4 separate regions of the Mus musculus genome follow, and regions 1, 3 and 4 are each linked to region 2. A link is a loop called in an ENCODE intact Hi-C map of the cell type or tissue named here. Cell type or tissue: heart. All regions are shown on one strand. Each heading gives the region's core, and the rest is flanking DNA. Links, peaks and the distances in the headings are about the cores only. Region 1 overlaps Sulf2 (sulfatase 2). Region 2 holds the start of Sulf2 (sulfatase 2). Region 3 has its middle 14 kb from the start of Gm30733. Region 4 has its middle 6.2 kb from the start of 5031425F14Rik.

Region 1 (7,938 bases), core at 1,147-6,146, 70 kb after region 2:
GCTTGGAGCAATCCAGAGGGAAGGCTTTTGACTCCTGAAATTTTCCCATGAGTCTTTGCTGCTTGATGAAACCACAGTCTTTGCTGCTTGATGAAACCACAGCTGCTTTTCTTTCTTAAAAAAAAAAAGAAAGAGGGGGCTGATGAGATGGCTTATCGGTTAAGAGCACTGACTGCTCTTCTGGAGGTCCTGAGTTCAAATCCCAGCAACCACATGGTGGCTCACAACCACCCGTAATGAGATCTGAAGACAGCTACAGTACACTTACATATAATAAATAAATAATATCTTTAAAAGAAAGAAAGAAAGAAAGAAAGAAAGAAAGAAAGAAAGAAAGAAAGAAAGAAAGAAAGAAAGAAAGTCAGGCGTGGTGGCGCATGCCTTTAGTCCCAGCACTTGGGAGGCAGAGGCAGGCAGATTTCTGAGTTCGAGGCCAGCCTGGTCTACAGAGTGAGTTCCAGGACAGCCAGGGCTACATAGAGAAACCCTGTCTCTAAAACCAAAAAGAAAGAGAGAGAGAGAGAGAGAGAGAGAGAGAGAGAGAGAGGGGAAGGAAGGAAGGAAGGAAGGAAGGAAGGAAGGAAGGAAGGAAGGAAGGAAGGAAGGAAGGAAGGAAGGGACTAGAGTCTCATTCTGTATAACCCAGGAAGGTGTAGAACTCATTAAGTAACTAAACTGGCCTCTAACCCATGAGGAGTCTCCTGTCTCGGCCTCCTGAGTTCTAGAATTACATACAAAAGCTACCATGCTTGGCTGCTTTTATTTCTTAAAAAAAAACAAAAACAAAAACAAAAAAACAAACAAACAACAATATCAAAAACCCACTTAAAAGTTCAGTAGCTTTATTGAGCTATAACTCATACACTCAGTTAAAGTATACAACACAATGGGGTTTTTTGTTTTGTTTTTAAGACAGTCTCCTGTAGCCCAAACTGGCCTAGCACTCACCTCCTGCCTTCACCTCCCACATTCTAAGATTCCGGATGTGTGCCTCGTGCACGGCCCTCACTGACTTGCATTCACTCAGAGTTCTGCAACCATTACCACTGTCAAGTTAGAACATTTTCATCCCTCCAGGGGGATTAAACACCTTCCCTTAGCTGTCACCCCGTCTCTGCAGGTACTAAGGTCTTCCTGTCGTCACTCTGGACATTTCATGCAAATGGATCATAAAAATGTGGCCTTTGGGGACTGCCTTTTTTCATGAAAGCACAGTTTTCAAGACATGGCGAAGTCTGTATCACAATGTCCAGGACCCGCAGGCTGGGGAAGTCTGACTCCCAAAAGTTGTCCTCCGACTTTCACACACGTGATAGAATATACTACACACACACACACACACAGAGAATCATATTCCACTGTGTGGGCTAACAGCTTACTCAAAGGGGATCCATAGCTATCTAAATTTAAATCAAAATACTATAAAATTCAAACTCCATTCCTTGGCCACACACAACATAGTTCATATGCTCCATAGCCACGCTGGACAGTTGCAGACCCTCATGCAGGATTCTGTTTCAGGTTACCAACTCCCACCCTGGCCCTGGCCACATCTAGCGTTGTTTCCTTCCTTCCTTCCTTCCTTCCTTCCTTCCTTCCTTCCTTCCTTCCTTCCTTCCTTCATGCATTCATGCATTCATGCATTCATTCATTCATTCATGCATGCATTCATCCAAGGTCATTTATTAAGGGTCAGTGCAAGTGCAACACAGCTGCCAGAGAGCAAAATACAGAGACCCCCACACAGCAAGACCCCACCCCATAGGAACTGTCCACAGACAAGGGACAGATGTTAACAAGTGTAAGAGACAGGATAAGGGAGTCAGTTCCGGGGGCCTTGCAGAGAAGTGGACTTGCCCCAGGCATGGTCGAGATGGGAGGTGTGCTGAGAGCGGAGGGCTCCCACGAGGCCAGCCACCTCACCTCTGGCCTCTGTTGCAGATCTATGACATGCTGGTGGAGACGGGGGAGCTGGACAACACGTACATCCTGTACACCGCCGACCACGGCTACCACATTGGCCAGTTTGGGCTGGTGAAGGGCAAGTCTATGCCGTATGAATTCGACATCAGAGTCCCGTTCTACGTGAGGGGCCCCAACGTGGAAGCTGGCTCTCTGTAAGTGTGTCTCCTGTGCCCGTACCCCAGGTCCCAGGCTCACGGGGAGACCTTGGACTCTGCTTGGTCTGAAACTCAGCACAGGTCCAATCCACGCCTCTCAGGGGCAAGATTCTAGAACAGTTGTACCAGCCATTGTGTCGGCCAGGGTGGACTCCGAGGAGGGTCATACCCTTCTGAGGCGGAAGCCAGGAGCTATGACTCCCATGAAAAACAGCGAGGCGGGGTTCCGTGCCAGGAAATGCCAGAGCCTGGGTGTTGCCAGCTCATGGGAAGGTTCTTTGATTCCCACCCCGTCTGGGCAGTCACTGGTCTGGTGGCTGTTGAGGAAGAGATCTCAGACTTAAGCAGAGAGCCATTGTCCACTGGGCCTGCTCCTGGTGGCAACACCGAGTAAGCTGTCTGCCGTCTGCTCTTTCCTCAAGGACCGTGTGGGCCATGGCCTTAGCCGTTCTCCTTGGCCTAACCTTTGAAGTGGCAACCGGAAACAGAACCGCTTAGAGGAGGCAGAGTTGAATGAAAGGCTGGCAATCGCGGCCGCCTCATCTCTGTAGCAGCTGGGGGGCTGGGGGAGGGGGGGTCAAAGTCCAGTCAGGTATATCCAGAGGGAGGACTGGGACTTGCACAGCCCATCTTCCACGCCAGCAAGGGAGAGAGGCAGGAGGATACCGCCAGTGAGACCGCTGAACATCTGTCCACAGAACAGCTGGAGCGCCAACCCATCCCTCATAGTCTTTGCCGGGCCCCTCTCACATGGGTGGCTACTGAGTGGATCACCCTAATGTGATCCCAGGAGTGGGGTCCCCAAGCCTATGGGGCTTGTCACCAGACTCCTTGTTAAGAGCTAAAAGCGACACACGGCTGCCTCGAGGAAAATCATTCTGGGTCGAGTATAACAGGTGCTCAGAGGCCAGACTGTGCGTGCCCAGCCAGCAAGAACCAACAAGAGGGCGGGCATGAACCCTAGAGGCAGAGGAGGATAGTATTAGGGCATGTAACCTTGACAGTGCAGCACCGGACGGTCCGGCTGGAACTGGCCTCCCTACGGGTCAGAGTGTCAGGATGGAAGCTCTCTCATTTGCAGATGTCCCTCCCTCTTCACCTCCAGATGCCTCTGTCCCAAGCTAAGCTGCCACCCAGGTGGCCAAGTTTCCACTCCCTCTCTGTTCCCCAGGAACCCCCACATTGTCCTCAACATTGACCTGGCCCCCACCATACTGGATATCGCTGGACTGGACATCCCTGCAGACATGGACGGGAAGTCTATTCTCAAACTACTGGACTCAGAGCGGCCAGTGAACCGGTGAGAAGGAGCAAGAGAGACCCAGGGAAGGAGGCTCCCTAGCCAGGGGGAACTCAACCACGGGGAACTGGGAAGGCCACTGGAATCAGGATCTAGGTGCCCCCCACTAACCCATGAGAGATTGAAGGACCAGCCCTCTCTGGGATTCTATCCTCCCATTTGGAGCTAAGGACCTTCCAAAGCTAAAAGGATGAAAAGCCCAAAGTTAACAGTAGCACTGTGCTGTGCCCCGGGCACTCCAGCACGTTGGCCCTCATAGTAACCCAGTAAAGGAAAGTTGTGTTCTCTGAATCCTAGAGAGATAGAGGATAACCAAGAAGTCAGACTCTTCGTCACAATGGCTATGACTTTTGTGGCCCTATTGATGGGTGGTGGGACTGACCGGGAGTGTGTTCCAGGTGTCCTGGGTGGCTGAAGGAAGCAGCAATGAAATGGGGAAAACAAAACAAGGAAGGTGGAAAGGAAGGTGGCTAGAGATGAGGAACCAGAAAGGCAGGAGCGACCCCTTGTGGTCAACAGTGAAACTGCCCCCTGGATAACAGATCTTTCTGTGAGCCTCTCCTAGACTTTCCTCCCAGGGGGCCCAGCCCTGAGATCTACAGGTGGCTGGTGGCCCTGTAAGGTCGGTACATCTTCCAACGAAGGGGGCTGGAAGGGTCTAAAATGGACACATGCAGAGTGTAGGGGCACAGGACACTTGAGAATCGGGGACCACAAGGGGTCGCTCCTGCCTTTCTGGTTCCTCATCTCTAGCCACCTTCCTTTCCACCTTCCTTTCTGTTTTTTTTTTTTTGTTTTTTTTTTTCCCCCATTTCATTGCTGCTTCCTTCAGCCACCCAGGACACCTGGAACACACTCCCGGTCAGTCCCACCACCCATCAATAGGGCCACAAAAGTCATAGCCATTGTGACGAAGAGTCTGACTTCTTGGTTATCTCATAGATCAGGAGAAATGACCCCCTGCAGGCACTCATTAGCCCAGAACTGGGCTCCTGAGAGACTCCAAAACTCACACACAAACACACACACACACGTGCAAATGCCCATGTAACTGTACCCATTTCAACCACAAAGAGGCATTCAGAACACATCTTGGAGAAGCAGCCCTGTCCCTGGGGTGTGGAAACCTTTCCAGTGTCACTCAATGACTGCCACTTGGCCCAGGGTATGGAGAACCTGTGGACAGGGCTGGGGACACGGGAACCCGGCAGACAGGATGCTGGACCTGCTTGTTTTCTAGGTTCCACTTGAAAAAGAAGCTGAGGGTCTGGCGAGACTCCTTCCTGGTGGAGAGAGGGTGAGTGCCGGCCGGGCAGGAAGACCCCCATGAGGAGTGGTCACAAGACTGTGGGAGGCTGAATAGTGCTGTGCTAGTGACTGGGTGACTCAGAGCTGTGTCCAAATTCCCTGTCACAATTGGGTGGCTCATGCAGAATTCGAATCTGGAGGCCACATGTCCCCATTCAACATACTTGGCAGAGCCTGTACGATGTCATCACTGTTCATTTAATCCTAACTCAGGCCATCTGGGATAGACAGCTCCTGTAGACTTCCCATTAAAACCCAGGTGCTCTCAAGCCACCAGCCACCCATCCTCCACAGTAGGTCTCCACAGAGCTATGCAGGGCCGGCAGCCTAGGCAAGCACAAGTTGCCCCAGGGCTCCACCCAGTTCAACCAGCCCCGCATCTCCCTCAGCAAACTGCTCCACAAGAGGGAGGGTGACAAAGTGAATGCCCAGGAGGAGAACTTCCTGCCCAAGTACCAGCGCGTGAAGGACCTGTGTCAGCGAGCTGAGTACCAGACAGCATGCGAACAGCTGGGGCAGGTGAGGAGATGGCGGATCTTCTGGGTCCTCTGGGGTGTGGTTGCCATGGTTACATGGGAGGCTCTGGTCCCTGTCAGGGTAGCAGTGTCCTCTGGGTGTGTGACCTTGCACTCCTCATGTGGGAAAACACCAGCAGGCAGGCTCAGGTGGCAAACAGCATTCATTGCCTCCCAGCTGACTTGTGTGGTATAACTCTCTGCGGCTGGCTTCCGTTTATAGGGGGATTAGGAAATAGCTTTCAAGATTTTTTTTTTAAAAGGACATTGATTGCAAAAGAGACGCTAAGTAAACATATAACCCTGGTAGTATCCAGGGAGAGAAAGAGCCGGCGTCTGGAGGAGGCCTTTCCAAGGTGAGCTATAGAGATTGGGGAGGGATAGTTAGCCGGGCATGAGCCTCAGAGGGCAGGGAGACAGGAGGAGAGGAGTGAGAGATGAGGGAGAGATGTGGGCATGTGGAACGAACAGAAGTTGGGGGGGGGGGATGGCCCAAACCAAGGGGAGCGAGGACAGCAAGGAGCTGTGACATCGCAGACTCTGGCCACCGGGTGAGTGGACTGGTAAGGAGAGGGCAGGGTGAACCAGACCTTGAGAAGTAGTCAAGGACACTGGGCTACTATCCCAGCTCCAGCACACCTCCAGTTCCCCCCAGCCCGGGCTATGTCTGGGGCGAGGCTCTCTTCCTCTTAGTGCTTTCTCTCAGAGTGGAGATCGTGACATAGCTCTTTCATGCCAAAGTTTGAGTTGCACTGAAAGCCGCATCCATGAGCACTGGAAGAGAATGGGGGAGGGAGGCTGAGGAAGAGCAGGGATTAGACCAGGTATTAGCAGCTCAGATCCAAGGGAGGCTGACCAACCACCATGAGGACATAACTTTAGGCAGACAGGGGCTGTATTGGTGAACGCCATGGTAGGTCCAGCTAAGTGTGGACAGGAGGGAGAAACAGGCAGTCGGAGTTGGCACGGGTGTGGCATTTGCCAAGCTGAGCGTGGGCAGGAGGAGAGGTAGGTGTGGCAAACAGGATGGTGGGGATGGGGGGGGTGACACCTGAAGCCCTGCTGTGTCCCACAGAAGTGGCAGTGTGTGGAGGACGCTTCTGGGACGCTGAAGCTGCACAAATGTAAAGGCCCCATGCGGTTTGGTGGCGGCGGTGGCAGCAGAGCCCTCTCCAACCTGGTGCCCAAGTATGACGGCCAGAGCAGCGAGGCCTGCAGCTGTGACAGTGGCGGTGGAGGGGACTACAAACTGGGCCTGGCTGGACGCCGTAAGCTCTTTAAGAAAAGTAAGTGTCACCAGCCTGCCCAAAGTTGAGAGGATGAGCAGCCATGGCTCTGGCTGGGCCATGTGAACTTTCAAACAACTCCACAGGTGCTCGCTCCAGGCCTGCAGGTGATCCTAGGAGCTAGGGACACAGCCAAAGCCCTCACACAAGCTCCAATTCAAGAGGGCAGCAGTGCTGGGACAGGCCACTAGGGGGCAGTATGGACATGGACCAAAGGCAGGCAATGGAGCCAACTGGGCCCTGTAGGCTTGGTGTCGCCTTCTGGGGGGGGGTGGGGGGAGTAGGATGGGGCTCTAATCTGGAGCAGGCGGAAATGATAAGGTCAACGGGTTCTCAAACCTCCCTCAAATGACCACTCTAATGGTGAGAGCAGCAGACAGACAGCTGAGGGACTGACAAGAAGCCAAGTGGCATGTTTGGGCCTTAATGTCCAAAGAGGTCTAGTTATGACTTGAAGGAAAAGCCATCAGAGCATACTGACCACGTGCTTCCACAGTCCACACTGGCAGATCCCCCTGCTCCCAAAACGCATCTGTGGCCCACACGTGTGGAGGTCGGGTCATCTTGCAGGAGTTAGCTCTCTCCTTCTACCACACGGGCCACGGGGATCAAACTCAGGTGTGGAAGCATCTTTACCTGCAAAACCACCTCACTGGCTCTCCTGACGTTCAAGTTGTTTAGCCTGCCCAGTGTAACGACCTCCCGATGACCCACTTCCGGGGATAGCTCTCCCAAGCCCGCACAGCATGCAACACTGAGACTGGAACTTGGGGTTTTACCCCTGTCTTGATTGAAGGCCCATGGCTGGGGCTCCCTGGACAGCCTGTCCCAGCCTCTCTGACTTATCATCCCTCCTGGCACCCACAGAGTATAAGACCAGCTATGCCCGGAACCGCTCCATCCGTTCCGTGGCCATCGAGGTGGACGGTGAGATATACCACGTAGGCTTGGATACTGTGCCTCAGCCCCGCAACCTTAGCAAGCCGCACTGGCCAGGGGCCCCTGAAGACCAAGATGACAAGGATGGTGGCAGTTTCAGTGGTACTGGTGGCCTTCCAGATTATTCTGCCCCCAATCCCATCAAAGTGACCCATCGGTGAGAGTCTGGCTGGAGGTTGGGGGTAGAGGGACAGGCTGGGCCTCTCTTCTCCCCTCGGGGCCGGCCACTCATGACCCTTTCTCTGGAGCAGGTGCTACATCCTTGAGAATGACACAGTCCAGTGCGACTTGGACCTGTACAAGTCCCTGCAGGCTTGGAAAGACCACAAGCTGCACATCGACCATGAGGTGTGGCCACTGGGGCAGCACAGGCTGGCGGCCAGCATCCACAGGAAGGGCGGGGGGCCTGGTGAGGGGAGAAAGCAAGATTGGTCCCCCAGAATCCATGACCCCATCCCAGAATAGGAATC
Region 2 (7,938 bases), core at 1,306-6,305:
TTGAGATTGCCCGTGGCAATTACAGTGGTTTATAATTCTCCTCCCTCTCAAACTAGACCTTGATTCCTAAATGTGCACTTTTAAGCGTCAGGCGTTAGAATAAATTAGACTACACAATTACATGTAATTAAAGGGGGGAAACGGCCGTGGTGATGCAAAGATAGCCGCATTTTGCTGAAGTAAAGCCTGTCTGTGACCGTGTGCTGGCCCGGAGAGGCCACATGAAATACAATTAGTGCTCTGTTTTAATGGAGGCCTATGGAGTCGCTCTCATTATCACAATATCTGAAGATATATAAACAGCTTCTTGCTAATACCAGGGTATTTCTCCTGACAAGACAGCTTGGGTTCTAACTGCGAGACTTCAGCAGAATTAACCACAAATTCATATTGTTGTGCAAGAACTGGAATTTGGTTTTTTTTTAAGTTGAAAAAAAAAAAACAAAACCCCAAATCTCTAATATATATATCCCCTCAAGATGCAATTCTCCCCATCTTCCTCCTCTTCATCAATGCCTCTGATACAGAGGACATTATTACACCTTATTGGTATTTTAAAAGCCTATCTATCTCCACTCAGGAGCCAGGAAGTTTGAGCTCCACCCTGGAGAAGCAAGTCACAGCCAAGCATGCATGCCTTATTAAAGCCACCTGTGCCCCCAGAACGTGGGGCCTCAGCCAGAGCCCCCAGCCTGCAGCCGTGTCCCTACGGTTACTGTTTCTTCTTTACACGCCAATTTGTTTGAGACATGTTAAAAGGTTGTCTTTTATAACCCTCATAAAATACCATCGACTTCGCCCAGATGCAGCCAAAAAAGCTGAGACCGTCTGACTCATTTCAACCTGTGGGCCAGGATGCAGAAAGACCCACAGGAGTTCCCGCCATTGCCAGAGAACCAAGGGCATAACAATGCAAAGGACCCCATAGGGTAAGTAGCACCCACGATGTCCTGCGGAGTGAGCCACCAAGGCACTGCCACAGAGAAAAAGCAAGGCATAGGGGTGTCAGGACAAAGGTTCTCAAGGTTAAACCAACAATGGGGGTGTTAGCTTGAGAGTCTGGAGTTCAGACGGCTCCATGGTTGTATACCCAGCTCTGCTATTTGCAGAGACGGATATTAATCAGGAGCACAGGGGTCATAGAAGAAAGGCTGGCCTGGACCAAGTGTCTAGAAGGCAGGGGCTGGAAACTCAGGTCCTGGGGACCCTGTGTAGCCCACCCAGGCCAGAGATGAACTGTAGAAGAGACAGTGACTCCCCAGGCTGGGGGACTCTGACCCTGAAGTCCCTCACATCTTTAGATCGACACAGAAGTTCTTGAGTGGGGCCAGCCGTTTTCATCTTCCTGGAAAGAGCCCAGGCAACAGGCTGAGGCCCAGACCAGCAGGGTTAGGTGTGCACTAGGAGTTAGGGGGAAGTCAATTGTCTTAACTGATTAATGATTCCCTGAATCACACACCCAGGTACACACACACACACACTTGTCCCTAAGCTCTGTCTCCTCCTCTGTAAAGAAGAAAAGTGGTCAGGTGCTGGCATTGCCACCACTTTCCATTTCCATTACAACAAAGAAACATAAGAGAAATCACATGATACCACCCTCCTCCAGCGCTCAGTCCCAACTGGGAGACTGAGAACTGCCCTCTTTCCTGGAATTTCTGTTGGGCACACCCATCTACAGAGAGTCAAGTCTGAAGTGCAAGGGTGTGGTCCTAGTGTTTTCTGATGTAAATCCCCAACTTCTAGAGCATTCTCTAGAACCTCAGAGCAAACAGGGCACAGATTCCATTCTGCATCCTTCCTGCCCAGACCGCAATAGGACACTGCAGACCTGCTAGAAAGTCACTGCTGAAATAAGGCATGTGGTTCAAAGCCAGGTGCAGCCTGTGGGCTGTGTACAAGCCTCTGTCATCTCTGAGCATACATGTTCTCCAAAAACTATGAATGTACACTTCATGTGATGACCAGGTGCAAAGCTCTCCATTTGGCCACAGAACCTGCTGTTCTTCCTGGGAGGAGAACCCCAAGCCAGGATGGGTATAGCATGTAAAGTTACCTGTTGCAGAAAAAGAGAAGGATACAAAAAGATCAAGTGTATACATTGTTGTTGCTTCGTGTGCTTCTGAGACAGTATCACTATATAGAAAGTTTGACTTTGGGTGATCCTCCTGCCTCAGCCTTCCCAGTGCAGGCATCACAGATGTGGGCCACGAGAATACTGTCTGAGTTGACCCTATAAGGATATATAAATTAATCAATTTAATTATTCAATTAAATGTCTGGGATGTTGAAACTGATTACACCTGCTTTTCTATCTGTTTTATTGGTTTATTTTCTGAGATTTTTTTCCTTTTGTTTTGTTTTGTTTTGTTTTGTTTTGTTTTAATAGGGTCTCCTGGACCTCCAACTGGTCTTAATCACCCTGTGTGTAGATAAGGGTGACCTTGAATTTTTTATTTTCCTGCCTTTGCCTCCCAAGAGCTGGGATTGCAGGCGTGCACCAGCACTGTACATTTGATGTTTGTTTGTGTGTTTGTGCTTTCTAATGAAGTTCTCAGAATCTCAAGGATGGGAGCCCTCTGCCCCAAGCATCCAATGAACAGCGCTGCAGGGGCCCAGCCCCTTCTCATGCAGCACTGAGACTGGAATGCCTGGGGGTGGGGTGGAGGGTGGGGGGGGGGGTTCATGAAAGCGAATACTCACGCCTAACATCCTGTATCCAGCCAGGACTCTACACTAGCCAAAGGTGGGGCTTGCCCCCGGCTTAGGAAAGCAAGTTCAGGGTTAGTACAACGACTGTATGGGCGGAGTCGAGAGCCCCCCACGCAGTCCAGACAACCCGCTTGAATTTTAGATAAACAGCGAGGACGTGATTTTAGTGCATCTCCATCGGTGCCCTGTTATTTTTACTACGTGAATTTGACAAACGCTATCCATCAGAAAACTAGAAAAATCCCACCAGGGGAAGGAGGATCTTGAAAATAAGCGCAGCCTGGGGGGTCAGATACAACTCCGGAGCTCAGCTTCTTGGGTTCAGATCCTGATCCAACTATCTGACCTTGGGCCAATAACTTAACGGCTCTGTCTTGATTTCAGTATCTATAAATGGATGAACATCTTGGAAGACTTTCAGGGGTTACGTTTCCATCCGAGGCCCGCCCCGTTCCACCGCAGGGTCGATAACCCCCTAGCACATCAGCTGTACTTTCTGAAGCTACTGGTGGGCTCTGTGAGGCTCTTCACCCACCCTTGGCAGCCAGGGCCCCCTCAAGCCTCTGGTGGCTTCGGGGACGGCAGAAACCGCGCAGACAGCACCACCTGGAGTCAGAGTTCTCCCTTTACCAAGGGAACCGGCCTCCCCTTTCTTTCCCATTCCCGGCCCATGTCTGGGCAACGCTTCTGCTTTCGCTTGAGCTCAACTTAATTTCTCAGAGAGCTTCGGAGACGCGTGGGAAGGTCCCAGGCGCGTGGGCAGTTCCTCCCGCGATCTAGCTTGGGGATCGGCCCGAGCCGGCGTCTCCAATGGCAAGTGTGTGCGTGTGTGTTTAGAGGCGAGCGCGGGGCTTTCAGCTAAGGCTGCCGGGTGTTTGCAAACCAGGGCGAGCCCCTGTGAAAGCGGATAAAAGAAAACATTTATTAACGTGTCATTACGAGGGGCAGCGCCGGGCCGGGGCTGTCGCACGCCTCAGGGAACACTTGGCTCCTCGCTGCTGGGAGGGAGGAGGACGAAAAAGCGGAAAGAGGCTGGATTCTCTGCGCGCCAGCCCGGGGGCCTGATCCATGGCCCTCGCGACTTCGCGCCGGTGTCTGGTGGACTAAGAGATGCGCCCCCGGTCCGAGTGGCACACACGCGCGCACACACGCACGCGCGGTCCCGGCTCGCCGGCAGCTCCCTGCTCAGCGCACATCAGCCTCAACTCCGCGCCCAGGGCGAGCGGGAGCGGGTGCGGGTGAGTGCGCCCCGGGCCCGCGAGGGTGCGCGCTCGGCGGCGGGAGCGCGGCCGGCCACCGGCTCGGCAGGCAGCAGGCCGGGAGCCGCCGGGACTTCGGGCCGGGGCGCGGGGCGGCCGCGGCGGCGGAGGTGAGGAGCGATGGCTGAATCGCCGGGTCCCCGGCGGGGCGGGAGGCGGCTGGGTCCTGGGTCCTGGCGCGCGCGGAGGCCGGGGCGGGCGGGGCGAAGCAGAAGCCGGGATGCCGCGGAGGCGGCTGGAGCAGCGGCAAGGCAGAGTCCCCTACGCCCCGCGGCCCGGCCCGGCTGCGGCAGAGACGCGGTGAGGCCGCGGGGGCCGCGCGGTGAGTGGGGCGCGGGGCCGGGCCCGGATCACAGATTCCAGGGCGAGCACGGTTCAGGTGAGCCCAGCCGGTCCCCGCTGCCCGGCTCAGGGAGGGTGTTACCCGGAGGTTTAGGTACCGGCCGGCCTCAGTGGGGCTGACCGATTTGACCCCGTCTGCAAGGCTGGGCGGCTAGGGGAGGACTTCCCGCGCCCCGGTGGTTCCCGGGGAAGGGCGCGTGGACCCGCGGGCTGCAGGAGCATGGCCCGGTTGACCCCTTGAGGTTTAGATCCAGAGGGCCAGCTAGAAGCCAGACCACGTGTGGCTTGTCCGGGCAGGACCCGAGCAAGCAGGGACTAGGAACTCGCAGAACGGAGGACAAATGAAATCGTAAAACTTCTCCCGCGCCAGGTCAGAACCCATCGCCCTGCAGACCTGCGTCCGCCGCGGGCTCCAGAAGCCCGGAGGGGACGCTGCAGCGGGGACTGCGACTTCGTTTAGAGAGTAGTAGTTCATTCATTCATTCATTCGACAAGCATTTGTGGCGCTCTGAGTGTACCAGGCACGGAGTGTCACCCAGGGAAGCGCGGATGGTAGTGTTAGTCCCTGCGAGGGCGGCTGGTGGCGAAAGGAGGCTCCAAGTGGGCAGATGGAAGGAGCCACCCGCGGGGCCATGGGTCTGCTTAGTGATCTCTGCCTGGAGGGGACCCTGAGAGCCTTGTCTCCCTACACAGAAGGACGCTCTGCACAGAGCATGGCTGTGGTGACCCCCGCCTTCCCCCTTCCCCCTCCCCACTTCCTGAAAGTTCTGATTGGCCCCACCCCTCCAGGACTGGCTCTCCTGCAGCTTGTTTTAATCACTTTTTGAGTTAAAAGTCAATATTTAATTAACCAAGTAATTACATTCAGCTTTCGTTTGAATCTGGATATTTGCTCTGTCTGTGGGGATGCCCGCCCTCTTCCCCCTTTCCATCTGTCCTTGCCTCTTTCCCACGGTGCACCCCCAGCTACTCTGGAGGTGACAGAGAGCAGGTGATGTTGGCTTTCCCTGGGGACACCCTGGATTTTGTTCACCTTGCAGTTCATGTGACCCGGTCCAGCTCCTTGCCCAGAGGGGATCAACTGAGATACAACCATTGATTAAAAGGGGTGGGAGTTCCCTAAACACCCCTCCCCCCAAGATTCTCCACCCAGCCTGGCTGGTCCCCAGGGAAATCAAAACAACCTGTTTCTATGTGGTTCAGTGTTGAAATCAGCAGTTTATTGAGGATAGTGTTAGCTTGGCCAATGGCATGATGAACCCGCTGTCCCTGCCCTGGGCTGAGGGTAGTGTGGCTTTGGACTTTGTGTAACCCTCTTGAGGGTTTTTTATTTGAATTTACAACACTTTCTGAAACCTTAATAGCATGTTAGGTTTTCAGGCTTAAAGTTTGCTGACTCAAGACTGGCCCCGAGGGAGAAACTCCAGGCACCCTTGTACAGTCTGTGTGCCTGCGTGGGACCCCCTGTCCCACATGGCCTTCATTCAAGGACCCCATCCCACAGACAGTTTCACTCTTGATGTTCCAAATGCCCTTTCACTTGGGAATCCAGCGCCTCTCTGTAGTCTGGGTTTGGTGCTGGGTTTGACGGCTTTTGGCCCCTGGGTATGTGGAGGATTGTCACACAGCCATTATCTTTTCTTAGACTATGCCCTCTCTGAAGACCTGAGGCCCTTCCTGCCTTTCTGACCAGTTCAAAGAAGGTTCCCCTTCACCTCAAAGATAAGAGGCAGGAAGTGTTTGAGCCCGGCCCTTAGACATAATAGTCACGTGTCCACACAAAATCTGTGATACATTCCTCACGCTCCAGGTCCACTCTGAACCACGGGGTTGCCCTTTCACCAGGTGCTTGTTTTCTAAATGCAGGGGACAAGAAACATGACTAGTAAAATAGTAAAGCTAGTTAAGTTAGTAGCCTGTCTGAATCCTTTCCCTTCCCCAAGAACCGCTGCTGTCGTGGGTAACTGTGGGGCGGTGCCCTGGTTTGTATTGTGTGTTGTTATTGCTGTTTTCTCTGGCTTTTGGGGTTTTTGTTTGTTTGTTTGTTTGTTTGTTTTTGTTTTGGGGAGGGTTTGGTTTTAGTTTTGGGTTTTTTTGTTTGTTTGTTTGGTTGGTTGGTTTTGGTTTTGGTTTTGGCTCTTTTTCCCCCTTCTCTTTCCCAGGGTTTCATCTCCTCTCCTGGTGTATATGTGAAGGTTCTTTCAAATGTGGCCAATGAAAACCATGCAAAAAATAAGGATTTTTTTAGCTCTTAAAAAGCACAGGGAATGACATAGGACATTGTAGGAGTGAGACCCTCTTGTGGCTGCTGGTGGACTGGCCTCAGAGCGTGTACCAGGGACTTGGTTTCAGACTGGGCTCTGTGTGTCAGTGGACAAGAAAGCGAGCCTCTCCATAATGACCATAGCAGGCCAGGACAATCTGGCTATGGCCAGCCCTGGGGGCTGGCCTGGTGGGGACCCCGGCAGATGCCCATGCTCCAGCCGGCTTCAAGGCGCTATCTAATTGGGAGATCATTAAGATCATTATAATTAATTGGCATCCTGATAAATGGCGTGATTGCCTAATTGGGGTGGTTGCTAGGGAACTAGACCTCACTTGGAGCCTAGAGGGGAAGAGGCAGTGGCTGGCTGCAGTTGGGCGCTGGGGTTACAGACCCTGCAGCTCATGGGCGGGAAGCCAGAACTGTATCACCCACATCTGCTGGCAGCTGCTGAGTGTAGTTGTAGATGGAATGTGGGCTAGGGGTGTTTTCTTAGAAGGGCTGCAATCAGGACCCTTTCTTGCAAGCCATTGAAAGAGACGCTCTGAAATCACTGGGAGGCAAAGGAAAAATGCCCGACGCCTTGCACAGGGCCCCAAATCCTAAGACAGCCTTGGCATCGTGCACCACTGGCTCAGAGACTCAGCATTTGCCACAGACGCCATTCTTCCATCTCCGCTCTGCCCTCTACCTCACTCTGTGCCTTCCTCAGAACTAAAGCTGCAGTCTCTGGCAGCCCCAGGCTGGGTGTTTTAAGACAGCCGGTCCATCTGGCCACCTGCCCAGTGATGACATGGGGGCGTGTGACTCAACCGTTCTGTGCCTCTGTGTTCTCATCCAACAAGTGCTGGGGGTAAGTCCCCACTCCTTCCCGAGTCTGTGGGCCAGAGCGAGATCATCAGTAAGTACCAAGTGCTTAGCATCTGCCCCAGGTAAACCTGGACCACAGGGTGGCTGCTCTCTCACCCCTGTGGTCACAGCCCAAGAACAGAAGCAAGCCTCTTTGCAGTGACAGTCCCTAAGCCCCCAGATGCCCTCCCATGAGACCACTGACCAGTTACACACGCCCTCTGACTATGGTCTGAATGAGAAGAGAGGACCCCTTGGTCCCACAAGTGTGACAAATAAGCATGGTCATTTGGGGAGCAAGGAGCCACGTGTATGGGCAGCCAATCGTCAGAAGGGCCTGTCAGCACCCTGGCTGAGGTGAGAACTCCAGGGACATTACCACCCTCCCCTTCCCATGGGGTCTTTGGGAACCAGAGGCTATCTTAGCTGCTTCAGTGGATAAAGCTGCAGCCTGGCTTTGATCCAGGCCTTTCTGGGGGCTGAGTTTACCTGGCTCTCCACCATGAAAATCAT
Region 3 (7,938 bases), core at 1,153-6,152, 150 kb before region 2:
CACGCACTGGTGTGAGGTAACAGGGTCTTGCTTCAATGCATGACTCAACTGCTAGGCTGAGCCTGTAGAGCAAAGGTTCAGGGACTGGGGCGATGGCTCAGGGGATAAAGGGCTTGTGTTCCACGTTTAAGAACTGAGTTCAGATCCCTTCAAAGGAACACAAAGGCCAGGAGGGTGTGGTTACCTGCCTGCAACTCGAGCCACATACACACAAACACACACACACACACACACACACACACACACAAACCAAACCAAACAAACCAAACCAGAGACAACCAGCGGGTGCCCACAGCAAGCTGTCTAGCAAGATCAGAAGCATTAGCGAGCCCTTGGTTTGATTGAATCCTGCCTCAGTGAATAAGATGGAAATGGGGAGTCTGAGGTCAGCCTGAGCTACATTAGACTCTGTCTCAACAAGAAAAACAAAAAGAAGTCAGCCTTCAAAAGGAAGAAGTCTTGGAAGCTCTCTCTGCTTCCTTTACCTGTGAAATCTCCCCAGGAAGATTCTGGAACTTGCTTTCTTGTCCACACTCATTTGCATGGTAATTTTCCCCGGATTTGCTTGTATGAATGGCTCATGTACTTTTTTAACTCTTCAAATTAGCAGCATTGCACCGTCTTTTCTACTCTTTGCCTTTAAAAAAAGAATTATTATTCTTTTCTGGTTTGTTTGGGCCATGTGCTCTCCTCTCTGCAACACACACCCACTGAGCTTTGTCTATTGATTGCCAGGACAGCTGTCTGCCTGCAGGGACCTGGACTTCCTCCAGCTGTCCTAAGCCAGGGCAGTAACTGTCAGGTACAAGTCAGAGCTGGGATCCAGGCACAAGCACAGCCTGGGATGGATGAAAGGAAAGACATGGGGCATTTTGAGGGAGAGAGAAAAAGAGAGAGAGACACAGAAACAGAGAGATAGAGAGAGGCAGAGAGAGAGAGAGACAGACAGAGAGACTCAGGGCCCATGTCTCTATCCCCCACAGAACTTCCATCCTCCCTGACAAGACTTAGGGCCTCACCAGCCGCCTCAGGATGGCCTAGGCCCTGTGTTAGTCAGATCTTCCTTTTATAACTGCCATGTTCCTCTTGAATTCAGGCATCTACACTTGGCTTGGACAGTCTGGATAGTGAAGTCTGTCCTTGGGGAAGGACAGAACGGAGCTCAGAGCAGGGAGAAATCAGGAGAGTTGAGGCCTGAGGCCAGGGCTGACCCTCTCTGCTTTGCCTGGGTCTCAGGGAAGAGTGTCATACGGTAGACAGAAATGTCACTCCCATAGAAGTAGATGGTAGGTTAGGTTGGATTGGATCAGTCAGACAAATGAAGAACTGAAGGACCAAACACCGACTGTCCTTAGCAACAGGGGTGCCTGCAATCCTTATCCCAGGTAAGGAGCCTTAGGCCGAAGCAGCCAATCTATCGTGAGGAGGGATGGAAAGGGTCACACCACCCAAACCAACAGAAAAGCCTCCATGAAATGGAAGGCTCGGCACGCATATGTGATCCTCACTCCCCGAAGCTCTGCTCTGAGCTTCTAAGTGAATCTGTCGTGGGCAGAGCTTATGTGAAAGCGTTGTTCGTGCCAGAAACCAACACACCCGACTCACGGACTTGAAGGTCACACCTATTATCCCCAGTAATGGAGGGGTAAATAACCCAACTTAACCGCTGCCTCAGCCTCCCTCCGCTCTGCCATCCTCAGTTTCTTGGCTTGGTTTCCAAGCGTGTCTATTCACGCTAACATAATGGTTGCTCAGGTGGAGTTTGTGCGGCTGGTTTCTATCCTCAACCTCAGAGCCAGGAAGAATTTCTTCTCCTGGACCCAGTATCTGAACGATCTTCCCTAGACAACATCCCCACACCAGAATGTTAACCTGCTGTGCCTTGTAGCTACTCAGAGCTGAAAAAGAGGCTTGCTAAGACACTGGGGTCATACCGAGGCTCAATAGTGGAAGGCATCCCATGTAAGACAGGAAGACCACACTGGTGCTGACCACTGGGTGGGGTGACCTGAATCTCCTGCCCCTGATAACTGTCTCATTGCGCCAAGGCACATAGTACCATCCTTGGTTCCTCACATGAAAATTCTAGAAATTAGAGTCAGTTACTGTGACAGTTCCCTCTGAGATGTCTTCAAGGGATCTGAACTGACCTTGGACAAGGTTTACAAATGTATGAACTTGTCAACATGGCTCCTGGGTAAGGAGGGTGGGGGCAGGGTACAGAGTGAGCCAGCCAAAGAAGCTATGTTGCCAGTCTGTCTCATAAATGGAGTTTGTATGGCAGGTTTCCTCTCTCTCTCTCTCTGTGTGAGTGTGTGTGTGTGTGTGTGTGTGTGTGTGTGTGTGTGTGTGTGCACACGTGCGCATTTGCATGAGTTTATATGTACCCTGTGCATGCAGGTACCACACAGAAGCCAGAAGAGGGCATCAGACCCCTTGCAATTGGAGTTCCAGGTTGTAAGCCATCTGGTGGGGGGCTGGGAACTGAACCTGGCTCTTCTCTAAAAGCAGCATGGTCTCATTCATAACTGCTGAGCCCTCTCCAGCCCAGGACTGGTGTTTCTGAACACTGAGAAAATCGCTGCCGCCGGTGGACAGACCACCATCTTCTCTTACATGGTTCCTGGAGTTCAGCCCCATGCATACCAGAGATGGCGTTCAGGCTTCTCCCTGACACTGCCCTCAGTCAGGGAGAAGCAAAGAAGTTCAGACAAAACCATCCTAGCTAGTGGCTGACCTCCCTCCGTCTCTCCCTCCTTCCTTCCCTCCCTCCCTCCCTCCCTCCCCCTCCCTCCTTTCCTCCTTCCCTCTTTCCTTCCCTTCCTTCCTTCTTCCCTCCCTCTCTCCCTCCCTCCCTCCCTCCCTCCCTCCCTCCCTCCCTTCCTTCCTTCTTTCCTTCCTTCCTTCCTCTATTCCTTCCCTCCTTCCTCCCACTCTTTTTCCTTGACATTTTTCCTCACTCCTGACAAATTCCCACTTTGATGTTATGTTGGAGACAGAGGGAGAGTTTTGGTTACAATTTTTATTTCTTCTTTTATGATGGGATAATTAAACTTGGCCTGGGATGCTTGCTGTTCCCTTCCCTCAGGATCTCTCTCTCTCTCTCTCTCTCTCTCTCTCTCTCTCTCTCTCTCTCTCTTTCTCTCCCCTTTCACCCTCTTGGATCTCCAAATAGCCTGAGGCAGTGAGAACCTTCAACCAAGGGTTCTAATCCCACTGCCATAACAAAGGGCCCCTAAGGGCACTCTGGAGAGATGTGTGCTAACCCCACCCCTTTTCCAGAGTGATGACAAATTGATCTGGGGTCAGGACCAAGTGTGACTCACAAGGCTCCAGGGACACAGTTCCTTGTTCTGGTCTCCCTGGTGGATGCCCGAGGGCAGTCCCATCAAGCGCTTGGTGGCGTCTGAATCCTTGGCCCAGTTTCTGGCTGAGATGGCTGTTGGGTCCTGACATAGACCTCTGTGTCACAGACCTCGTGCCGCAGAGACAGAGAAACGGGCGAGATGACTCAGCTGGCTGTAAGCCCAGAGGATGCATGCCGTGCCTTCCAGAAGACAAAATAAAATTATTGAGAGACAGAGCAGAAAGTCCCCAGCCTAATGTTCTCCAACTCGTCAACACAGAGGGATGATAATTTGTTAAAATCCAAATAGTCCAAGAAGGAACGACCATTGGAGTCAAATTGCTTATTAAGTCTATTTATCCCTAGCCACATCATTCCCCTACTGAGGAGCACTTGCCACTGTCTGCTCCATTCATGTGCTCCACCCTGTGCTCCGTTCACGGATGTCCCTGACCTTAGAGTCCTGCAGACAGATGACCACTCTCAGAAATAAATCAAAAGAAAGTAGCAGGTATTAGTTCCAAGACGACACAGTGGGATTCTTTCTACTCTGTCGTGCTAGTCTTTGGAACATGTGGCAAGACTGTGCCACCTCCATCAGACTAGAACATTGATCCTCCGTGCTACCTCCATTAGACTAGATCATTGATCCACTGGTGAACAAGAGCCTCCCACAAACCCACATTGAATATATAGAATTTAAGGAGTAGGGGTGGGGAATCGCACTCAGTCAGCAAAAACATGAGGACCTGAGCTTAGATCCTCCATAGCATGTAACATCAGGCTATGGGGACTCCTGCCTATAATCCTCATGCTGGTGAGACAGAGGCAGGAGGATTCCTGGAGTTCTATGGTCAGATAGTCTCAGAAAATTAGATGAGCTCCAGGTCTGGTGAGAGAACCTGTCTCAAAAATAAAGTGGAGAATGAAAAAGGGCACCTGGCTGTTAAAGTGATTTTTATTTGCATAACGTGATTTGCATCTTAGTGGCTTACTGACTCTGTCTGCTGACCTAAGCCTAGGCCTAGAAGCTTCTAGATTCTATACAGTCCAGTCTAGGCCTGCCTGGAATGTTCTCAGCCTCCAGACTTGCTGCGGAATAAGCTCACCCTTTAGCTCTTTCTGAGCTCTGGCTGGCTCAAGTGAGCTGTTCCGGGTCAGACTCCCCTCCAAGCTGACTGATTCCATCTGGCTTCTCTCTTGGTCTCTGACTGAATTGCTCTGCTTGACCTCATACCAGTTTTGACAATTTGTTCTAATCTTCAGGCTCCTCTTTCCTGGTTTGTTCTGTCTTTGTCTTCGCCTAGTTTGTTCTCTCTTCAACCTGTTTCTGTAAAACTCTCCTGGTAAAACTGCCTCCTCTTCTCTCTCCACACGGCCCCTCAAGTAGCTTCCCTTCCTCTCTCTTCTCATGAGAGCTGGGCATATCCTGTTCTATCAAATATGTTTCTGATTCATCATTTTGTCTGCCACTCAATTTTCCATCACTTTCAAACATGGGTGCCTCCTTCTACAAACTAACTTTACTTCACTGTTTGGGATTAAAAGCGTGTAATAAGGGCATGTCTGAATTTCAGCCAGAGGAATGGATTAAAGGTGTGTGTTGGACTGAGCCATACCACAACTAGATACTAGTTTTTTTTTCCAGTAAATAATACAATCTGAGTAAATAACATAGTGTGATCAAATATTCTGCAATACCCAGCACAGACCATTGGTCTCAAAACACCACACACACACACACACACACACACACACACACCACTAAAGGGTGTGTTTTTCTTTTTATAGTTTTTGCTTTTCTCTTGACTTTATTAAACTATGAAGAGTTGAGTCCTGTTTTTTACCTTGGCACAGTCTTGCTAACCCTTACCATCACACCAACATTCTCCTCCTCAGAATCCAACAGATACACACAGTGAAGGCCTGTGTGGTGGTTAACATCAACTGTCAACTTGGAGGGCTCTGAAATCACCCAGAGACCAGCCTTTGAGTGTATCTCTAAGTGGGATTCTAAACTGAGCCAATTGCAGGGGGAAAGCCCACCCTGGATGTGAGCAGCACCAACCCTTGGGCTGGGGTCCTTGACTGAACCGAGGGAAGAAAGCTGAGCGTGGGTACTTAGTCCTTCTGCTTCCCGACTGTGTATGCCTCCCCAGGCGCCTGCCTCCATGCCTTCCCCACTGTGGTGGACTGTCCCCTCAGCTTATAGACTCAAGACCCCCCTTCTTTCTCAAACTTGCCCTTTGCCCTTTGCACCAGCAGTAAAGAGAGTAGCTAATACAATCTTATCCCTCGCTAGAGCCGTGGTTCTCAACCTTCCTAATACTGTGACTCTTTAATGCACGTTGTGATGACTCCCAACCGCAACCTTATTTTGTTGCTACTTCATAACTGTAATTTTGCCGCTGTTATGAATGGTAAGGAAATGCAGGCTATCTGACATGTGACCCATGTGAAACTACACGTTCGACACCATATGGGGGTCGCGACCCACAGATTGAGAATCACTGCTCTAAACTCATACTTCAGGGTGCTGAATGTCGAGCTCCATCAGACCAACACTTTGGTACTGTCCGAGGAGACAGAGGCTGACTTTGGCCACCGGGAGCTGCACCCTGACACCTGGTCTGATGAAGAGACCCTATCCAGATGTTGTCATTGGAGATGGACCATCACAGAAGGTCAAAGGGGGTTGAAAGCAGAAATATGGGGTGACAGCAGGGATGTGCACCCACAGGATTCAGGCATTTGTTGGCATTTGCAATTGTTTGAGCTGCAGACCTCAGCCACATTGAGAGCATCTCAAGTCTCTTAAGGAAAAGACACGTGGGAGACTGTGCCCTGGACAGCGATGCCTTAACCACAGCTCAGAGATCAAATGAGTCCTGGTGGCTTTTGTTCCATAAAGAGGATGCTGTGGGGAGATGTGAGACAGTAGGAAGCCTACAGATGTGAAGTGACAGAACTAATCTCATTTTATTATGGTTTTTAAAGGAGTCTGGGCTCAGCATGCAGACCCGCAGTAACTATTCTTCTCCAAGGCTCACTACGTGCAGTGACAAAGTACTCCCCATATATCCTCCAGGAGACCACCCCAGCCCTGCAGCTGCAAGCCAAGAGAAATGAAAGCACGCGTCCACACGGCTCTGCGTGTACGTGCACACAGTACTGTCAGGCAGACTCACCACACCATGGAGATAACCCAGACCCCTGTGCCCTAAGGGTAAGCTAAAAACACAAGCCATTGAGATGGCCCAGTGGGTAAAGACACAGAGCAAACCTGGGCACCTTAGTTTAATCCCTGGAATTTAGAAGATGGAAGAAGAGAAACCATGTCTCAAAACAAATAAACAAACAAATCATAGCAGGAAAAAGGTCACTGCAATTTTAGGATAGTTCATCTGCCAAGTGCCCCGATTGTGATGAGGTACAGTTTATACCCATGTTGGCACTTCAGTCTCTACATATGGTATGGTGGTTTGAAAGAAAATATAGAATACAGAATATAGAATATAGAACGTAGAATACAGCTCGTATGTTTGAGTACTGGTCCCCAGTTGGTGGAACTGTTTAGGAAAGATGAGGAGGCATGGCCTAGTGGGAGGAGGTGTGTCACTGGGTCAGACTTTGGGGGTTCAAAATAACCATGCTATTCTCTCTCTCTCTCTCTCTCTCTCTCTCTCTGCCTCAAAGTTGTAAATACATGATATGAGTTCTCAACCGATTCTTCCCTCTGCCATCATGGACTCTACCGCTCTGAAACTGTAAGGTGGACTCTTTCTTTTAGTTGCATTGGTCATGCTGTTTTTATCGCAGCAGTAGAAAGGTAACTAAGATGTGTGTTTACCATTGCAGACTTGGGCCCCACAGAAAGCTGATTTGGCTATATGATCATTTTTTAAAATAACATATTTCTAAAATGTGTCTGGTTCTGGAGCCAGGAAGATGGTGCAATGGGTAAAGTGTCATACGGGGGTAAGGAACTGAGCTGGAATCCCTGATACCCACATAAGAAGCTGGGCAGGAAGCAACACCTTACTCCTAGGTCTGGGGAGGTGGAAAGAGGCACAACCCTGGGGCTCACTGGCCCGCCAGTCTAGCCAAAGCAGTAAGCTCTAGGCTCCGCAAACAAGGTAGGAGCTGGAGAGATGGCTCAGCACCTCACTGGTCAAGAGCACCGGCTCCTCTTCCAGAAGTACTGAGTTCAATTCCCAGCACCCACATGGTGGTTCACAGCTATGTGTAATTCCAGAAACAGTGGATCCAACCCTCTTCTGGGTACAAGGGCCCCAAGCATATAACATACCTGGAGGTGTTCACCTGTATACTTAAAACTGCATTATATAAAACTTAAAAAGACCTCAGAGAGTGACTGAGACAGTGCTCAGGACTGATGTCCAGCCTACACACACACACACACACACACACACACATTTATACTCACACGAACGAAAACTCACTCGATTTAAGTTTGACTTTTGGACTCTAACGATCATTTTCAATTAGAAAGTCTTCGGGAAAGAATTAGATATTCCTTTTTATTCAAAGGAATCTTTGGAGAAAATATGTCTGATCAGTACTTGACTGAG
Region 4 (7,938 bases), core at 1,927-6,926, 290 kb before region 2:
CTGTGCAGGCTTTCCCCTAGGTTCCAATTCTGGCCACAGGCAATCATCAGACAAAAGGGGTCAGGAAGTGACAGAATGCTGAGCGAGACAGTAAATCTGGGAATGGCTGACCTGGGCCAAAGGGGCTTCCTCAGAAGAGACTGGTGTGAACCCTGAGAGATGGGATGGTAGGGAGCTCTTGGGAAATGTTGTACACAGCAAACAGCAGTGCAAAGGCCCTGTGGTAGGTCTTTTGGGCTGTTGGTGGAAGTCATAGCACAGTGCGGAGTCAAGGGTGGAAAGGATGGAGAGGTAGGAAGGCTAGATCCATAGCGAGAGGGATTGAGAAGTGGGAAGGCTAAACCCTACAGATGCTCTGAGCTTTCTGTGTGGGAAGCAGAAGGTATGACTAGATCTAATTTATCTGTAAAAGGACCACTCATGTTATGTTGTTAAGGATAGACTGGGGAGAGGAGCTAAGCTGGAGACTGATGTAGAGCCCAGGAGACAAGTGGAGACAGTGCTGAACAGCAGCTGGGACCATTGTGATGGGAGCAACTTATATGTATATATGTATGTGTGTGTGTATGCGTGTATGTGTGCGCGTGTGTGCAAGCATGTATGTATGGTTTACATATAAATGTTTTTCATAGTGTTTGTATTTATGTATTTCTCGTGTGTGCATGCACCATGCCACCCATGTAGAGGTCAGGGAGTAACTCAAAGGAGTTGCGTCTCCTCTTCCACCTTGTGAGCAGGCCCCATGCTTGCCCATAAACGCCGTCGCTGGCTGACCCACATTGCCAGCAAGGCTCATGGGTTTTTTGTTTGTTTGTTTTGGTTTTTCAAGACAGGGTTTTTCTGTATAGCCCTGGCTGTCCTGGAACTCACTTTGTAGACCAGGCTGGCCTCAAACTCAGAAATCTGTCTGCCTCTGCCCCCCAAGTGCTGGTATTAAAGGCGTGTGCCACCACCGCCCAGCTGGCTCATGGTATTTTTAAGGCAGCACCAACCCCTTTTCCAACCAGGCATTGTGCATAAACAGTCAGACGACCCACTAAAAAGTGCTTAGGTTGCTGGTCTGAGTAACTTGACCGTGATCTCCAAGAGCCTGGCAGACATTTATCCTGAATGACACAGGTCTTGTTACTGTTGTTGAAATGCGACATGTACCCCAGGCTAGCCTTCAACTCCCAATCCTGCTTCAACCTCCCGAAAGTTGAGATTTCAGGCAGAGATGTAGACAGACTTTTAAAAGAATAAGTTTTATGTTTTAGGATGTAAAGACAGACATCATCTTCAGCTTCACAGTCTTAAAGGGGTGGGCACAGATATGGCTCAGGCTAAAAGCATTTCTCCATTCAATCCTGCCCACCTGAGTTCAGGTCCCCAGAACCCATGTAGGCAGTGGGCACGGTGGTGCTCAATGGTATTCCCAGCATTCCTGCGGTGAGATGGGAGGAAGAGACAAAAGGATGTCCCAGGAGCTTGAGGTGTACACAGTGCAGCGGAAACAAGAGATACTGTCTAAACAGGGCGTGAGGCAGGGACCGGGATCAAGGCTGTCCCCTGATCCCTACACATTCACCGTGCATGGGTGTATCCTCACACACGACCATGTAAACACACACACACACACACACACACACACACACACCATGCACAGTCATACATATAAAGCATGAATAAAATACATTTTAAAAAGCAATCCATTATGCCATACGGATGCCCTGTCCCTGGGGTTCTAAATTGTCACTGTTCACTGAAACAGCATAATAGAGAAGACAAAATCTCCTTAAATATTATCAGAATCCTTTCCGTTATTTTCTTTTAAAGCCACAGTGCTGGAGAATTGGCTGCAACGGCTTTTGAAAAGCACACAAACAGGCCAGGAATTGCCTCGCCTAATGGGCCTCGCCTTGAATTACATGTGAGACAGATGCGCCTCGTCAGATTGCTGCCCAGCAGAAAGAATTGTGGCGTCTGGTTGAGCAATAAAGGTGCAGACCGTGAGCACAAACACGTGTTCAGAGGACATTAGCTGTTAGCCACGAGCCTTTCTCTGGCCGACGAGCTCGCTGCGGAATCCAATCTGAGACCACTAGCTGTCAGCTGGCCAGGCACGCCACAGTTCATCAAGCTGCCACTGATGTGCCTGAGGCCACCTCCACTTTGGCAGGCTGTGGAGGCAGCACGGGGGTTCTGGTCTAGAGACCGTGTGTCATATAGTAAGGGATGTGTGAGCAGCCCAATGACCTATATTTGCAAAAAGTGCCCCCTCCCTGCTCCAAGACTGTCAGTGGGAAAATCATCTCATACCTCAAGGGTAATGAACGGTGGCTTATTTTGGAGCCAGACCTGAGTAGCCATGGGTTGGGGACACGGATTTGAGTACCCCAAAATTCCAAGTTCTCATAAAACTCAATTGTATGAAGTTATACATTATATTGTATATTAATTGTATGAAGTTATATCTTATAACATTAGAACAAAGAAAGTCATAGATCAGAACACTTTTTAGATGTGCCCGCAGAAACATCAGATAGGTGGTTTCCAACAAAGTAGGAATATCACTGCAATCGGCCTCAAACGCTGTCTACTGACATTCTTAGCATTTGGGTTGGTGAAAGTTTGTTAGGAGTCCGGTGATACATTTCAAAATAACTTATCTAATAGTCACAAGGGTGTTAGGTCACACGCGGAGGCAGACAAGAAATGGCTACTTAGGCCTAAGATGGTCCAACATAACTTGGCTTCTGGATCTGCAACATTCCAACCTCACCACAGTTACTACATTCTAACCTGTCAATCAGCCTTGCAGAATGGCCAGCGTGGCTGTGGCTCATTTCTGGGGACTTCAGTTCACACAGTTCTAAAGAGCTATGCTGACTCTCCAGCTACATGGCCCTGGCAGAGGGTTGGGTCACACTTATCATGTTGGAAATATTTTATCCAGAGTGCCTGAAGGCACCTGCATGGCAGAATGGGCATGGCAATTGTGCTAGTCAAACTTGTCACCCCTGTGACAAAGTCTGAGAGGAGTGGTTTAGAAGGAGAAGGGTCTCTCTAGCCAGTTTCAGTCTATGGTTAGTTAGTGCCATAGTTACGGGTCTGACGTGGTGGAGGATGCTTATGTCGCAGCTGACAGAAGGCAGACAGGGTGACAAGAGACATGCCCTTCTCAGCCATGACTCCCTCAGTGGCCTGCTTTCTTCAATCAGCCCTACCTTCTGGTAAGGGTTAGGGTTGGGGATTAGGGGTTAGGGTTTGTTAGGGTTAGGGGTTAGGTTAGGGTTAGGGTTAGGGGATTAGGGGTTAGTGTTAGGGTTTAGGGTTTAGGGTTTAGGGTTTAGGGTTAGGGTTTAGGGTTAGGGTTAGGGTTAGGGTTTAGGGTTTAGGGTTAGGGTTAGCACAGTAGTTCATCAGGTTGGGCGACATCAATACATCCCCCCACTGATTGGATCAGAGCCCTTATGATCCAATTGCTTGCCCAAAGCCCTATCTCTGAGCACTGTACTGGGGACCAAGATGGCAACAAGATGGCCTTTAGAGGACATCTCATGTTCAAACCACATTATTGTCACTCTTCCGTCATGGGTTACCAGTGGGACCATTTAATGTATGGGATCCTAGTTATCTTTTAAATATACATGGTTTTGATGAAAATATGTTTTTTTTTTTCTCTTGGCATGTGCATATGTGTGGTGTACATGTGTGTGTGTATATGCATGTTCTCATGAGCATGGGCACACGTATGTTCAGGTCCATGTGCACATGTGTGCACATGCATTAGGTATCCTCCACAACTCTCAATCATAGGCAGGGCTGCTCACTGAGTTGGGAGTTCTCTGATTGGGCTAGTCTGGCCTGCCAGCCCGCTCCAGGAATCTCCTGTCTTGGTCCTGTATGTGTTTGGATAACAGGCAGCTGCCACGTCTACTCAGGTTTTGGGTAGGTTTTTTAGGACCCAAATTCTAGCCTTCACGCTTGTGTGGCCAGCGCCTATCCATGGAGCCATCTCTATCGTATGCCCCAGTAACATACAAGAGATAAAGCTTTCACTGTCGTTAAGGGGAAAAATTAAAAAACATGGGTGATTATTCTATGCTGATAGGACCATGAGGAACTATACATTCCCGACAATTGCCTCTGGAAGCCAAATTGTGCTACACCATCAGCGGCCATCCCTGTGAAGTGACAAACGCTCTTGGTCTCTGTGCCAGCACTCTGGCGCCTGTGTCTTTCTCCTGTGGGTCCCCGAATCTAGATACTGATGACTGAGTTCATACATCACAGCTTTGTTGGTGGGAACCATCGACAGAAACAATATGAACATCCCTCTGCGGGTGGCTGATTAAAAATAAAGCCCGAACCAAATAAAGACAGTGGGGTATGGGCATCCTGAGGGAGCCTGAAATGGATAAAGTACAGATAGGAGGTGGTTCTATTATTGTTGCATGTAAGCAAAGTGCCACGTGACATCAAGATGGGAAGCCGCTCATCGTGTTTTCATTGGATGTAGGTGAAGTTAAGGCTTACAGCAAGGCGAAAGTGATGCTGCCCATTCTGTTTGTATTCGCAGGAGAAAGTAATGAGGGATACACTGGAAAACTAAAAAAGTGACCTATAGGGGGCAGCAGAGTGCTGGGGTCAGAGTAGCCTATTCAGTGGTCTTTTTATTCTATCTCTTTAATAAAGATTTGTTTTCTATCTGTGTGTATGCACACCTGACTTTGGGTGCCAGCACATGCCTGAAAGGAGCATTGGACCCCTGGAGCTGGGGACCCCTGGAGCTGGAGTTGTAGTGGTGGTGAGTCTCCTGCTGTGGGCGCTGGGAACTGAACTTTAGTCCTCTGCAGGAGCAGTGAGTGCTCTCTCCAGCACCAAATGTCTCACTTTTAGATCCCTGCCTTTGTTTTTGTTTTGTTTTGCTTTGCCTCAGTCCGGTGTAGCTCAGGCTGTTTGCAAATTCGCTACATAATAGAGGATGACCTCAGATTCCTCTCATCCTCCTGCCTCCACTTCCCAACTACAGGAACTACAAGTGAGTGTCCCTGCTCACAGTTTGTACAGTGCTGGGACGTCCCATGCACAGTGTTTGTTCATGCCCTGCTCTGCTCCGCAAGCACTCTACCAACTGAGCTCTCGCTGAGCGTTAAGCTGTCTGAATGGCTTGCCAAGCAAACACTTTGTAACCAACTGTCTCTTTCAAGTTGAGTTATGTTAGGGTCAAACAGTATTTGAAGTCTGTGGAGGTCGGTGCTGGGGGAAGGCCTTGTGGTTTTGCCAATCAGGATACAAAGGACACAGTGACCACCCTTAGCCCCTGGTGATGCCTGCTGCTGACCTCTTGATTGGATTCAGAACACCACCCAGGCAGCCTTGGAGAGGCAAGGGCCAGCCGGCTTAGATCTCGCTGTGCTTCACCGAGACCCCAGAGATAATGGCAGGTTCACGGCTCTGTTTTAGAAAGATGGCTGCTGAGCTGAGCCAGCCACTGATCCCGCACCAGCAGATCTGAGCTGGAGTGGAGATGGTGGGAAGGATAGAGGGGAGGGGAGCCTCCTCTGTGCTCCGTCTTTCTGTCCTCGGCTGCTTTCTGTGACTGGGTCCATAGAAGACGCACTTTCATCTCTGAGCTGGAAAACTGAGTCTAATAGGAGAGAGACAGCAACATAAGCACTGAATAATGACAGCCAGGAGCACACGCAGCGCTGAGAGTCTCCGGTCTGCTGTGGGGACCAAGGAGGTCAAGCTCATTCCCCTGCCCAGCATTTGGACATCACTGTCTTTTTACTGAGTGAGGGCAAGTTCAATATGAGGTCTCTATTCAAAGGGGCAGCTGAACAGGTAGCTCCATCCCTGGGTCTCTTAGCATCTTGTGCTGCCATCGTACATCCTGGTATTTGTTATTTTGTACTAAGACCCCAGCTCCCTGAACATGCTGGAGCACACTCCACCTGTTTGGCCCCCAGACTGCAGGGCGAGGGCACACTCTCATCTGGACTAGGCGTGTCAGTGTATGTCTGCTTGCCTCCCTAACCACTAGGCTTACCTCTGTGTGTGTGTGTGTGTGTGTGTTTCCAGGGATGGAGTCCTAACTTTCCCACGTGCTAAGCAGGTGGTCCAGTTTGAGCAATAGACTGTCCACTCGTGCATAAGCTGTAGATGTGGGTCAGCGATGGCAGAAGACGTGTGTTGTGAGGTTCTTTGTGACCTCCTAGCACCTTTATCAATAGGACGGCCAAGGAGGTGGCTCATTCAATAAAGTACTTGCTTTACAAGAACGAGGAACTGAATTCAGCTCCACAGCACCCACTCCAAAAGCTGTATGTGGTTGCCCATGGCTACAGGGAGGGGTAGGGGAGGGCAGAGACAGGCAGATCCTAGGAGAGCACTGGCCAAACAGCCTAGCTAAACTGGCAAGCTCCGTGTCAAATGAGAGACCTTGTTTCATAAATATGGTGAAAACAATTGGGGAAAGACCAGATGCCGACCTCCGATCTCCACAGGCATGGACACACGTGTGTGCATGTAAGACCACTCCCCAGAGTGTTCTAGAATACATTCCTTTAGGACTGAACAAGGCTCCCGTGTGTCTCACCATATCACCTTTGCCCGACTGCAGATGCAAATCTCAATTCTAATGAGTCTTAAGAGTCTGATTGTGCGAGGCTGCAGGGCTCCTTACAAATGCAGGCACTTCAAGGTGATCTCAGGGCTGACTGGCATCAATCTTAGGAAAATAATGAAACCTTCCTGGTGTAGCACAGATGCTTATAGGCTTCTCAGCGGGAGCAACAAATAAAAAGATATTTATTCAAAAATTTGATGGTCCAGAAGGCTTCTGGGATGAGCGCGCTCTAGTTAGCGACTTCCTGGAGGATCTGTTAGCACGGAGAAATGGAAATGACAACGTGGGAACTTGATGTCTTCCATGCAAATGAGAACAGAGCAGAAATATCTGTTAACTCTGCTACTTGGGGGGAGGGGGACAGCTGGAAAGAGGACAGATAGACACACAACGTTTACGATAAGGGAGACAGATGTGAGGTTTCTTAAGGCTTGTTTGGGTTCAGAGAGGGGCAGACACCTGCCCATGAGCTCACAACATGGAAGACAAAGACCGGGTGCCAGACCAGCTGGCCCAGCTTCTCAGTGCTCCTTAGTCCCTGTGCTGTCCCTGGAGGAGCTTGGGTGAGAGGTATCAACAGCATTCAACTCCATTAAAATTTTTTAAGTAATTTTTTCTTTATTTTTTGACAGTTCATTCATGGACTCATTGATCGTATATCATAGCCACCCACAGATTCCCTCTCACTTCGGCTGGATACCCCTCAACATGTCCTATCCTTAAGTGAAAGGAGATGGGCTGTAACATGTAGGCAGCTGGGCGCCTAAAAGATGGCGCCGTAAACAACGCCACTGCGCAGGCGCTAGCCCGAATCTGGCGCCAACATCTCCGGAGCGGGTGCATGTAAATTAAAGTGCCAGCAGACTGACCAATCCCAGGAGGACACATAGCTCTCCCAGGTGCTGGGGTGTATATAAGGAGTCGTCCCTGGGTTTCCGAGGTTCCCGTAGCATCGAGGTGTTCCTGAAATAAAGAAGGTTGTTGAGAAGAATCCGACCGTGTTGCGTTTTGCGTTTTTCTTGCTGGACGAGGTGAGCGCAACAGTAACAGGTTCAGGACCCCCCTGTATGTAGGCAAGGCTCACCTGTCTGATGTATAAATCCACATGACAATGGATTCACAGTGGCTGCAAGGGGACAGCAGGACTGGATGCTGGGGACAGCAACATCTGAAGGGGACCAAAGCTCATTTTGTAAATCATTAGCAGTTGGTTCAGCCACTTCTTTAATTCAAAGTGGCCTTGACCCGAGATGGAACTTTTCTGGTGTGATTTGCCCATAATAAACAAAAAAGATTTTATTTATTGTTGTTGTGGGTGGCGGGGG

What was found. A loop is a pair of places that touch in the nucleus more often than their neighbours do. Peaks named below come from ENCODE experiments on the same cell type or tissue, not always from the same donor. Only the 100,000 strongest peaks of a DNase experiment are listed, where the experiment ranks them.
Region 1: a loop joins it to region 2, with 4 times the contacts of the local background. A loop is called at or near these places in 2 of 42 quality-filtered maps.
Region 3: a loop joins it to region 2, with 2.3 times the contacts of the local background. A loop is called at or near these places in 3 of 42 quality-filtered maps.
Region 4: a loop joins it to region 2, with 6 times the contacts of the local background. A loop is called at or near these places in 16 of 42 quality-filtered maps.

Annotation. Positions count from the first base shown.
Region 1 is chr2:166,081,165-166,089,102 of GRCm38, reverse strand. It overlaps Sulf2 (sulfatase 2), which reads left to right. Exons shown (of 21, transcript NM_028072.5): 7 at 1,942-2,117; 8 at 3,292-3,420; 9 at 4,661-4,717; 10 at 5,118-5,247; 11 at 6,319-6,529; 12 at 7,397-7,625; 13 at 7,720-7,816. Among named protein-coding and RNA genes, the nearest start is that of Gm52534, 35 kb to the left of the region's middle. In heart, for the core only: a CTCF peak has its summit at 3,954 (motif pointing left); DNase peaks (open chromatin) are centred at 2,232, 3,952 and 4,792; H3K27ac peaks cover 674 bases.
Region 2 is chr2:166,151,090-166,159,027 of GRCm38, reverse strand. Sulf2 (sulfatase 2) reads left to right here and starts at 3,345. Exons shown (of 21, transcript NM_028072.5): 1 at 3,345-3,525. In heart, for the core only: a CTCF peak has its summit at 3,328; DNase peaks (open chromatin) are centred at 3,387, 3,887, 4,707, 5,437 and 1 weaker place; H3K4me3 peaks cover 3,507 bases; H3K27ac peaks cover 4,407 bases.
Region 3 is chr2:166,296,867-166,304,804 of GRCm38, reverse strand. No RefSeq gene overlaps it. Among named protein-coding and RNA genes, the nearest start is that of Gm30733, 14 kb to the right of the region's middle. In heart, for the core only: a CTCF peak has its summit at 3,380; a DNase peak (open chromatin) is centred at 3,404; H3K27ac peaks cover 283 bases.
Region 4 is chr2:166,437,303-166,445,240 of GRCm38, reverse strand. No RefSeq gene overlaps it. Among named protein-coding and RNA genes, the nearest start is that of 5031425F14Rik, 6.2 kb to the left of the region's middle. RefSeq lists an enhancer at 2,114-4,621. In heart, for the core only: a CTCF peak has its summit at 4,607 (motif pointing right); a DNase peak (open chromatin) is centred at 1,981; H3K27ac peaks cover 1,278 bases.